Linked DNA regions of Homo sapiens: region 2 is linked to region 1. A link is an interaction called in ENCODE POLR2A ChIA-PET data of the cell type or tissue named here. Cell type or tissue: MCF 10A. All regions are shown on one strand. Links, peaks and the distances in the headings refer to the core of each region. The heading gives the core; the rest is flanking DNA. Region 1 overlaps LOC105377407 (a long non-coding RNA gene). Region 2 overlaps LOC105377407 (a long non-coding RNA gene).

Region 1 (4,410 bases), core at 147-4,146:
AGCTTTGAAAATTTGAGTTGCTCATTAGATTTCCATATAGAGATGCTGATCTTGGTGTTAAGGAATGGGTAACACAGATAATTTTTAAAGTACATTACTGTATTGAAAACTTTTCAGAAAAGTTCAGGGCCTGAGTCCTAGAGCACTGCATTGCTTAGAGGTAAGGTAGTTGAGGAAGAGCTGACAAAGGGGTTGAGAAGGAGCAGCCCAAAAAGTAGAAAGAGAGCAAACAAAGTGATGTCCAGAAGCCAATGGCAAAATGCTCCAAGAAAAATAAGGTACCAACTGTGGCTGCTTAAGGAAAAGTATGATGAAGTCTAAGAATTGACCCTTGGATTTAGCAACCTGATAGCTGGCGAGCTTGGGGCATTAAGCATTTTGGTAGAATGACATTGAAAAATCGATTGGAGTATGTTTAAGAGATCAGGGAGAAGATTGGCAAAATGATTACAAACCCTTCCAAAGAATACTGTTGTAAAGGTAAACAGATAAGTGGAGTGATAGCTAGTAGAGTTGGCTATAGAGTAAAAAAAAAAAAAAAAAAAAAAAAAGCACTTTCTTTTTTAAAATGAAAAATAAGGCATGTATGTATTCTAATGGGAATGATTCAATTAAAGGGAGAAAATTAGGATGCAGAAAACTAGAATGAGTAAAGGGGCACTTTGCTGGGAAAGAGACCTAAAATAAGTGAGAAGTGATAGAATCTATTATACTGGTGAGGAGCTTGGCCTTAGATGAGGAAGAATAGTTTACATAATGTAAGGAGGGAAGCAGAGCATATGGGTGGCACAGGCGAGTAAGTGTGAAGATGTGCTGGTGGGGCGCGTGGAGGATGCTTATGATTACCTAATTTAATTTTGGTCAAGTATAAATCAAGGTCATCAGCTGAGAGTGAAAATGGTGAGGATCTATTGGAGATTAGAGAAGATGTAAGGTCCTGAGACTAACTGGGAGAATAGAATAAGGATGTTCAGCTGATAGCTCTATGAGTACTCCAAATCTGTGTCAGCAATTTCAAGTAAGGCCATTCAACATAGTTTTGCCTTTTTACACTATTCTATTGCATGGCTATAGAAATTGAGTAGGCAGAGAGCTGGATTTAACCAGGGTTTAGGTTTTGCCAGGCAGTTGTGGCAAAGGTATGGGGAAGACAGGAGTTGGTGGTGTACAGGCATGATTATAATGATTGGTGCTAAAAGATAAGCTGAGGAAGAGGGAAAGTGGTACTTGGAGAGGGAAGCAAAAATGCTTCATGGAACATAGGTTGCTGGAGAAGCAGAATAATTGTCTACATGTGTTGGAGAGAGTGAGATAGAACAAGTAGGAAGTAGGCGGAGAGTGAGATTTCCAAATCTGAGGTCCCACAAGGAATGTAGTTTCAGTAATTTTACATCATTATTTTTGAATATTGGAGTGGATGCTTGTTAAGGAACTAAGAGGCCAGGGTGTGAGAGGTATCATCTATGTGAATATTGTAATTTCCAAAAATCAAGAATCATGCGAGGAGAAGTATTGAAGAGAATGGTGGTAAGCCAGCTATGATTAATTCTCAAGGAGTTAGAGAGGGGTGACCTAGAGATCTGTTGAGATCATCTGAACTGTGTTATTTGAAAGGTTGTTTAGATATTTTTCTTAGCTATGTATTTAATTTTTCCATTGGCTTCAGTCTCTTTTTCAATCTTCGTAAACCATGTTATCATTAACATTTTTGTCATTTTCCAATTAATTCAAGGAGAGTTTCTTATTATTGTTCTTCACCTTGCTAGTATCCTCTAATGCCATTTATGTTTTTCATTACCTCAAATGGAGATTTGAATTCTGTTAATCTTGAAATTTTACCTTTATGAGTTATCATCATTTTCTTCATTTTTTCTCACATTTTCGTTTCTTCTCACATTTTCATTTCAACTAGTCCTCAGATTACACTTTTCTTTTCCTGTTTCATAGAGTCCAGGGCATCTTGTAAAATATGGAAAATGAAGAACAGCTTCTGAAATATTATGCACATCTCTATAGTGAATCCTTTTTGGAGATAAATTCCCCTTGAAATGTTTGGATGATGTTTCTTTTGCTTCCTTCTGTAGGACGACGTCATAGGCTCCAGGCAAGTTTTCTTTAATCAAGTTGTCCTCATTGAGAAGGGAGGTCCTATACCCAGTTCTGTCAGCAGAATAGGTGACTAATTGAATATGTCTTATTGAGTAAATTTACTAAATTACCTTCATGTCAGCTGGATCAAAGACCAAAATGTTTTCTCCAATTGCCAGTTTAAGACATTTTTTAACAAGCACATGAAAAATTGCTCAAGATTATTAGCCATTAGCTAAATGCAAATAAAAACAAAAATGAGATACCACTTCACACTCACTAAGATGACTTTACTAAAAAAGATGGATGTTAACATGGCACATGTATACATATGTAACAAACCTGCATGTTGTGCACATGTACCCTAGAACTTAAAGTATAATAAAAAAAGGATGGATATTAACAAGTGTTGGTGAGTATACAGAGAAATCAGAACACTCATGCCAGCATAACTTGTTTTATCTTGCTTCATTTTATTGCATTTTGCAGATAATGTTTACTTTGGATTTTTTTTTTAACAAATGAAAGGTTTGTGGCAAATGTGTCAAGCAAATATGTCAGTGCCATTTTTTTCCAAAAACATGCGCTCACTTCATGTCTCTGTGTCACATTTTGATAATTCTCACAATATTTAAAACTTTTTCATTATTACATATGGTGATTTGAAATCAGTGATTTTATGATACTATTGTAATTGTTCTGGGGTACTTCAGACTGTGCCCATAAAAGACTGCAGACTTAGTCAATAAATGCTGTGCCTATTCTGAGGGTTTCGCCATCTAGCTGTTGCCCCATCTCTTTCTCTTCTTGGGCCTCCCTATTCCCTAAGACACAACAATATTGAAATGAAGCCAAGTAATAACAAGATAATGGATGCTAAGTGTTTAAGTGAAGGGGAGAGTCTCAAATCTCCCACTTTAAATCAAAAGGTAGAAATGATTAAGCTTAGTAAGGAAGGCATATCAAAAGCCGAGATAAATAGGTTAGATGAAGCTAACACAACATTCATTCTGTAGCCCATGAATCAGGAAATAGTTCCAACTTTCAAGTCTTATGATTCAAGAAATACATATTGTAAGGCTATAGCTGGTATAGACTGTGATTCCACTGATGGATCTGAGCAGAGTAAATTAAAAATCTTCTAGAAAGAATTTACCATTCTAGATGCCATTAAGAACATTCATGATTCATGAGAAGAAGTCAAAATATCAGCATTAATAGTAGTTGGGAAGAAGTTAATTCAAACCTTCATGGATGACTTTGAGGAGTTCAATATTTCAGTGGAAGAAGTAGCTGCAGATGATGGAAATAGCAAGAGAACTAGAAGTGGGGCCTTAAGATGAGATTAAATTGCTGCAACCTTATGATCAAACTTTAACAAATGAGAAGTTGCTTCTTATGGATGAGCAAAGAAAATGGTTTTGTGAAATGGAACCCACTCCTAGTGAAGATGCTGTGAACATTGTTGAAATGACAACAAAGGATTTAGAATATTACATAAACTTAGTTGATGAAGCAGTGGCAGGGTTAGAGATGATTGACTCCACAATTTTGAAACTGTGGATAAAGTGCTATCAAACAGCATTGCATGCAACAGAGAAATATTTCACAAAAGGAAAAGTCCATCGATGCAGCAAACTTCATTGTTGTCTCATTTTAAGAAATTGTCACTGCCTCACCAGCCTTCAGCAACCACCACCCTGATCAGTCAGCAGCCATCACATTGAGGCATGAGGCAAAACTCTCAGTTAAGACTCACTGAAGATTCAGAGGCTCATTAACGTTTTTATCATGAAGTATTTTTTAATAAAGGCACATAAACTATTTTTTAGGCATAATGTTATTGCACATTTAATAGACTATAGTATAGTATAAACATAACTTTTATATTAACTGAGAAGCCAAAAACATTGTGTGACTCACTTTATTGTAATACTCACTTTTTTTGCAGTGGTATAAAACTGAACCTGCCATATCCGTGAGATATGCCTGTACATTGCTGATGGGAAAGTAAAATGATGTAGCCAGTTTTGCTTTTGACAATCTGACTATAACGTGTTTCAGTGTGGCTCTCTTTTAAATTTATCTTACCTGGAGTTCTTTGAGTGTCTTGTATGTTTAGAGTCATGTCTTTCATCAAATTTAGAGAACTATGACCATTGTTTTTAAAATATTCTTTTTGCTCTTTTTTCTCCTCTCCCACAGAACTCCCATTATTCATATGTTAGTGAGCCTGATAATGACCTGAAAATCTCTTAGATTCCATTCATTTTCTTTATTTTTATTTTTTTGGCTCCCTGGAATAGATAACCATAATTAATC
Region 2 (4,410 bases), core at 143-4,142, 73 kb after region 1:
TTTCCATAGCACTCTCAAATTACTCTAGTACCCTAAGCCTACTGGGATGTCACATACCTAACATTTACTTGGCATCTGCCAACTTTACTTACTCATACAAAGTATAGTTAAAAAGTGACATTGAAAAGCATCTATATATATAATGTGTAGAGATAGATACACACATACATGTGTGTGTATATATCCTTCAAACTATTCTATTAATAATAATGCTGATTACTTTTCTCTTTCCTTTTGTTACTATCACATTATTTCAAGCCATCACTATTTCTTTTCTTTTTGATGAAAGGAGCTTAAAGACAGAGAAAGAAAAGTCTTCCATATTATGCTTAGGTAAAGTTGAATAGTTTCAAGTAAACTAAGAATGAGTGAGGGTTTAAAAATACACGACAAATGTAATTGTGTGCATACGAATATGTATATTGTCTTTTTGTCAAAAACAGCAAAAGAAGAACAGACAGAGAGGCGTTGTTTTGTTGAGCCACAAAGCAATACTTAAATGTATTCCCTTTGAGTCATTTTCAAATACCATGAATGATTGTTAGAAGAGAGAAGAGCGTGGGAAGACAAATGAAGCAATCAAACAATATTAAGGTAGTAGGGATTTGTATATATGAGTAGGTATTTTTAACATATTTTCAAAAAAAGAGAATGGTCTAGTGGTTGCACAGAAGAACAGGAGTAAGAGAGTCCTCTGGCTGAATTCCCCTCACTTGCCAATGAGTTTTCAAGGTGAGTTCCACAAGTGACATTGCCTCAGCGTTGGCCTCTACCACTCCAAGCAAATAATGCCCATGGAGCCCATAAGGACTAAGCCAGGAGAAGCTTAACATAAATCTATCTTTCAGCTGTAGCAGAAACAAATCAAAAAATATTTTTCCAAAGAAAATATGAAATTAATTAATCATTAGGCTTCCTATAATAAACATATTTTATTTTGCCTGTCTTATTAAAATATCCTTTTAAAGAAAAATTTGAGTATTTGAATCTTGTGTTGACCAGATGTCTTATAAAAATGCTATCCATTATATTATGGATAAATGCTATCCATTATATTAATGTTATTATTATTCTTATTTTCATTTGGTCACAGTGTCAATTTTTCATTTAAAATGTTCTGAACTTTGTATATGTCTCTTAAAATCTGAAAGAGCTGTATGCCTTTAGAATTTACCAGGTTAATCTATTTTTTAAGACTTTGACTTAAGATTACTAAAATGTTGACCTGGATTTCTAAATTTTCTTTTTGAAAATAATGTCACCTTAAATTGTATGAACATATTAAATGTAGCTGAACTAGTTGAATATGTTGAATATTTTAACAGCAACAAGTCAATACCTACATACATTCCCTCGGAGGCCATCAGAGTAGGTACTTTGCAAATGCTTAGCCATGCCAAAGCCTTCTCTAAGCAGAAAGGAAAACACGTACGCAGATTTATGTCCTACTCTCTGAAATGTCCTATGGAGGAACCTCAGGTTAAAATAAACTCGCAGAGACCAATCACCATTCTCCAGTTTGACTGTCCAAGGAGAAGGATCAAAATTGGGTTCTGTTTTCCAAGCCACTTCGGAATTTGAGGAGCATCTTCCTAAAATGGCTAAGTGGGTATTTTATTCTGTCCTTGTACCCAGCAGTATAGTAAAAATAGCTATTTCTACTGTGGAGCATTGACTAATTCTGATACAAGATATTCATTTTATCTTATCCATTTTGTTCTGAGACCAAGTAAAACTTTATAAATAACCACAAATATAAGATCAATAAACACAATAATAAAAAGCAATTAAACATGTCTGTCACTTTGCAAATTCTGTCATTATGTATTTAAATTCATTAATTCAAAAAACACTTACTGAGGACCTTTTCTGAGTCAACACAACCAAATGATGCAATTACTATTAAATTCCAAATTTTATGGATAAAGATAGAGTTTTAAAGAGAGTTATATGTTGCACAAGATCACACACTAGACAGATGAGCCAAGACTTCACCTCAGATGTGTCTGATGCCAAAGACTGAAGGTTAAGCTCCTTCATCATTAGCTGCCAAGCATGTTTTCCCAACCTCACCTAGCTCTCAGATACACTTCTTTTGCTTTTTTGGAACTAAGCCCAGCCAAACATTCTCTGTGACAATGTAGGGAGGTCAAGGTTTGGAATGTATTTTTTTCATACAACTTCTCTCAAACCAGTTTGCAAATTATTGCACAAGGTGCCATGATATTCTCTGACTGTACCAGAGGCAACTTCTTGATAGATTCAATTCCTACAATAACAGCCATAGGTCAGAAAATGAGGGAGTTATGGAATGAGTGGTTTTGGGCCTGTGTTTTTTGGCCTGACACTGGTGAGCGTGTATAATCTGGATAGATGTTAGCTTTCTAAACAAACATAACCTCTGATTGCATTAAAGGGGGAAATAAAGTTTGAACTTGTTTCCTTCATTAAATAGCTCTAAAAACTGGCATTTGTTGAGTTCAAAATGGGGAATTAGTTCTGATGTGCAAAAACAATTACAGGAATGATGGAGCTACCAGAGTAAAGTCTTCAGTTTTCTCAAATAATCACAGAGACATTTCATCAGAAATGTGTCTCAGACAGCTCATTTAAATATCAAGTAAGAAGTGCTAAATTAGATGTGTCTGTGAAAAGTTCCTCAACTATAGTTGGTTTTGACACTGGACTGGGTTCATTCTTCATTTTGGAGACTCCTGTTGACCAGATACTACCAATGTGAAAGCATTAATTTGCATGTATCACTTTTGTTATTCAGAATTTCACAAATTCAAGGAGAAAAATTTAAGAAGAAATCACTGAAATGAGAAGAAACTGCCATTTTATTGATGGTGAACAGCTGGCATCAAGGAATATTATGAAGCACAGTAGGCTTTAATTGTGATCTATGTTAAAACATATTACAATATGGAAAGAAACCATAGGGTAAAGCAATTGGCTCTATTTGTATTCAATGTAAATTCATAACATCATGAAAAGATATGAGAAAGAATAATTACTAACATAAAGTTGCCTTTCATTCTCAAATGCATAATGCAATCTATAACTAGGACAAAAATTAATTCTATGAACTAAAATAAGATGTAATGTATATTGAAAATATTTTAGACAAAACTTATGGGCATGCAAGTATACTATTTTTTTGCTAATTGCATTAACAGTTTTCTGCACTTCAAAAATTACAGTTTCTGCAATCATACTATTACTATAAAGGCAATAGCCTAATTAAAGAAAAGATGGAGAAAGACACAAGAGTAATTTGTAATGCGTCACAAAATGACTGTATTCTGGGCTAGGCTGACATCAAGTAAAGAAATCAAAAGTCTCACATGTTCAGTACAGGGCTTTTTTTTTTTTTTTTAACTAAATCTAGCATTGAATGATATCTAGATAGTGATAAAGACTTAGATCTTCTCAGGTCACTTATGCAACTGAAATATTTATAGACCATGCAAAATATAACTGATTTTATAAAGAACCTACTTATTAGTAACTTTATTCATATAAAATGAAACTGAAAATGCTGCTAAAGAACCACTTACTACTAGTGAAAGAAGAAAAAACGTGGTTGAAGATTTTAGAACAGGTCTTTCTGTTACAAATCCTATATATATTCTTTAAAAATTTGTATTGTAGAAAATCATGCGCTAAAGTTAATAGGCCTTAGGTGGATAACAAAGTTATCAAATCTTCATTAATTTATATCTCAATTATTAAACTAGAACAATTTAAATAACACCGCTAATACAGTTAAATCTTCACAGACATTTGTAACCAGAATCAAACGTCCACAGTTGGTTCCTCCACCCTTAAATTCTGCGTTTGTGCTTTTTCTTTTAGATGAGGATACTAGAGGTATTTTACTGAAACCAGTATTGTTAACACTAAAATCTGAACCGAAAGATAGGTTTCTACATTGTTTGATTTTTTAAACCTGGGGAGTGTCTTCACAGCTTCTCCATTTATACCACAAACTTCCACAGTTAGCTTAATTCTGGGAAATTTAGCAGTTTTTGAGGCACATTAAAAAACACAAGTTGTACCAAAAGAAAACAGTTCAACATAATGTATTGGAAAGAGAGTTATCTTTCACACAGGCTGACTAGCTATAAAAAGTTAGTTTTGTTTTGCTTTGTTTAAATCAACTTTATTACCCTAATTTAACATACAAAAAATGCACAGATTGTAAGTTGATGAGATTTGACAAATATATTACACTCGAGTAATCACCATCCCAATCAACATCCTTTAAGTCCTTTAAGTTTTTGAAGGTAGCATAGTCTTTGGCATGCTCCCCTGGAATGATCTATTGGTTTTGATTTGCTACCTTGGTGAGTAAACCGGGACTGTTTCAAGGGTTTTTCCTTGCTCTCTCCCACTACAATAGCTCTT

What was found. Peaks named below come from ENCODE experiments on the same cell type or tissue, not always from the same donor. Only the 100,000 strongest peaks of a DNase experiment are listed, where the experiment ranks them.
Region 2: POLR2A ChIA-PET joins it to region 1 with 5 read pairs; 2 of 35 experiments call an interaction of 5 or more read pairs at or near these places.

The regions. Positions count from the first base shown.
Region 1 is chr4:124,192,551-124,196,960 of GRCh38, reverse strand. All of the region lies in intron 1 of LOC105377407 (a long non-coding RNA gene), which reads left to right. The region is part of intron 1 of LOC105377406 (a long non-coding RNA gene); the gene reads right to left. Among named protein-coding and RNA genes, the nearest start is that of LINC02516, 360 kb to the left of the region's middle. In MCF 10A, for the core only: no CTCF peak of the experiment used is centred there; no DNase peak of the experiment used is centred there.
Region 2 is chr4:124,119,508-124,123,917 of GRCh38, reverse strand. All of the region lies in intron 2 of LOC105377407 (a long non-coding RNA gene), which reads left to right. Among named protein-coding and RNA genes, the nearest start is that of LINC02516, 440 kb to the left of the region's middle. In MCF 10A, for the core only: no CTCF peak of the experiment used is centred there; a DNase peak (open chromatin) is centred at 2,097.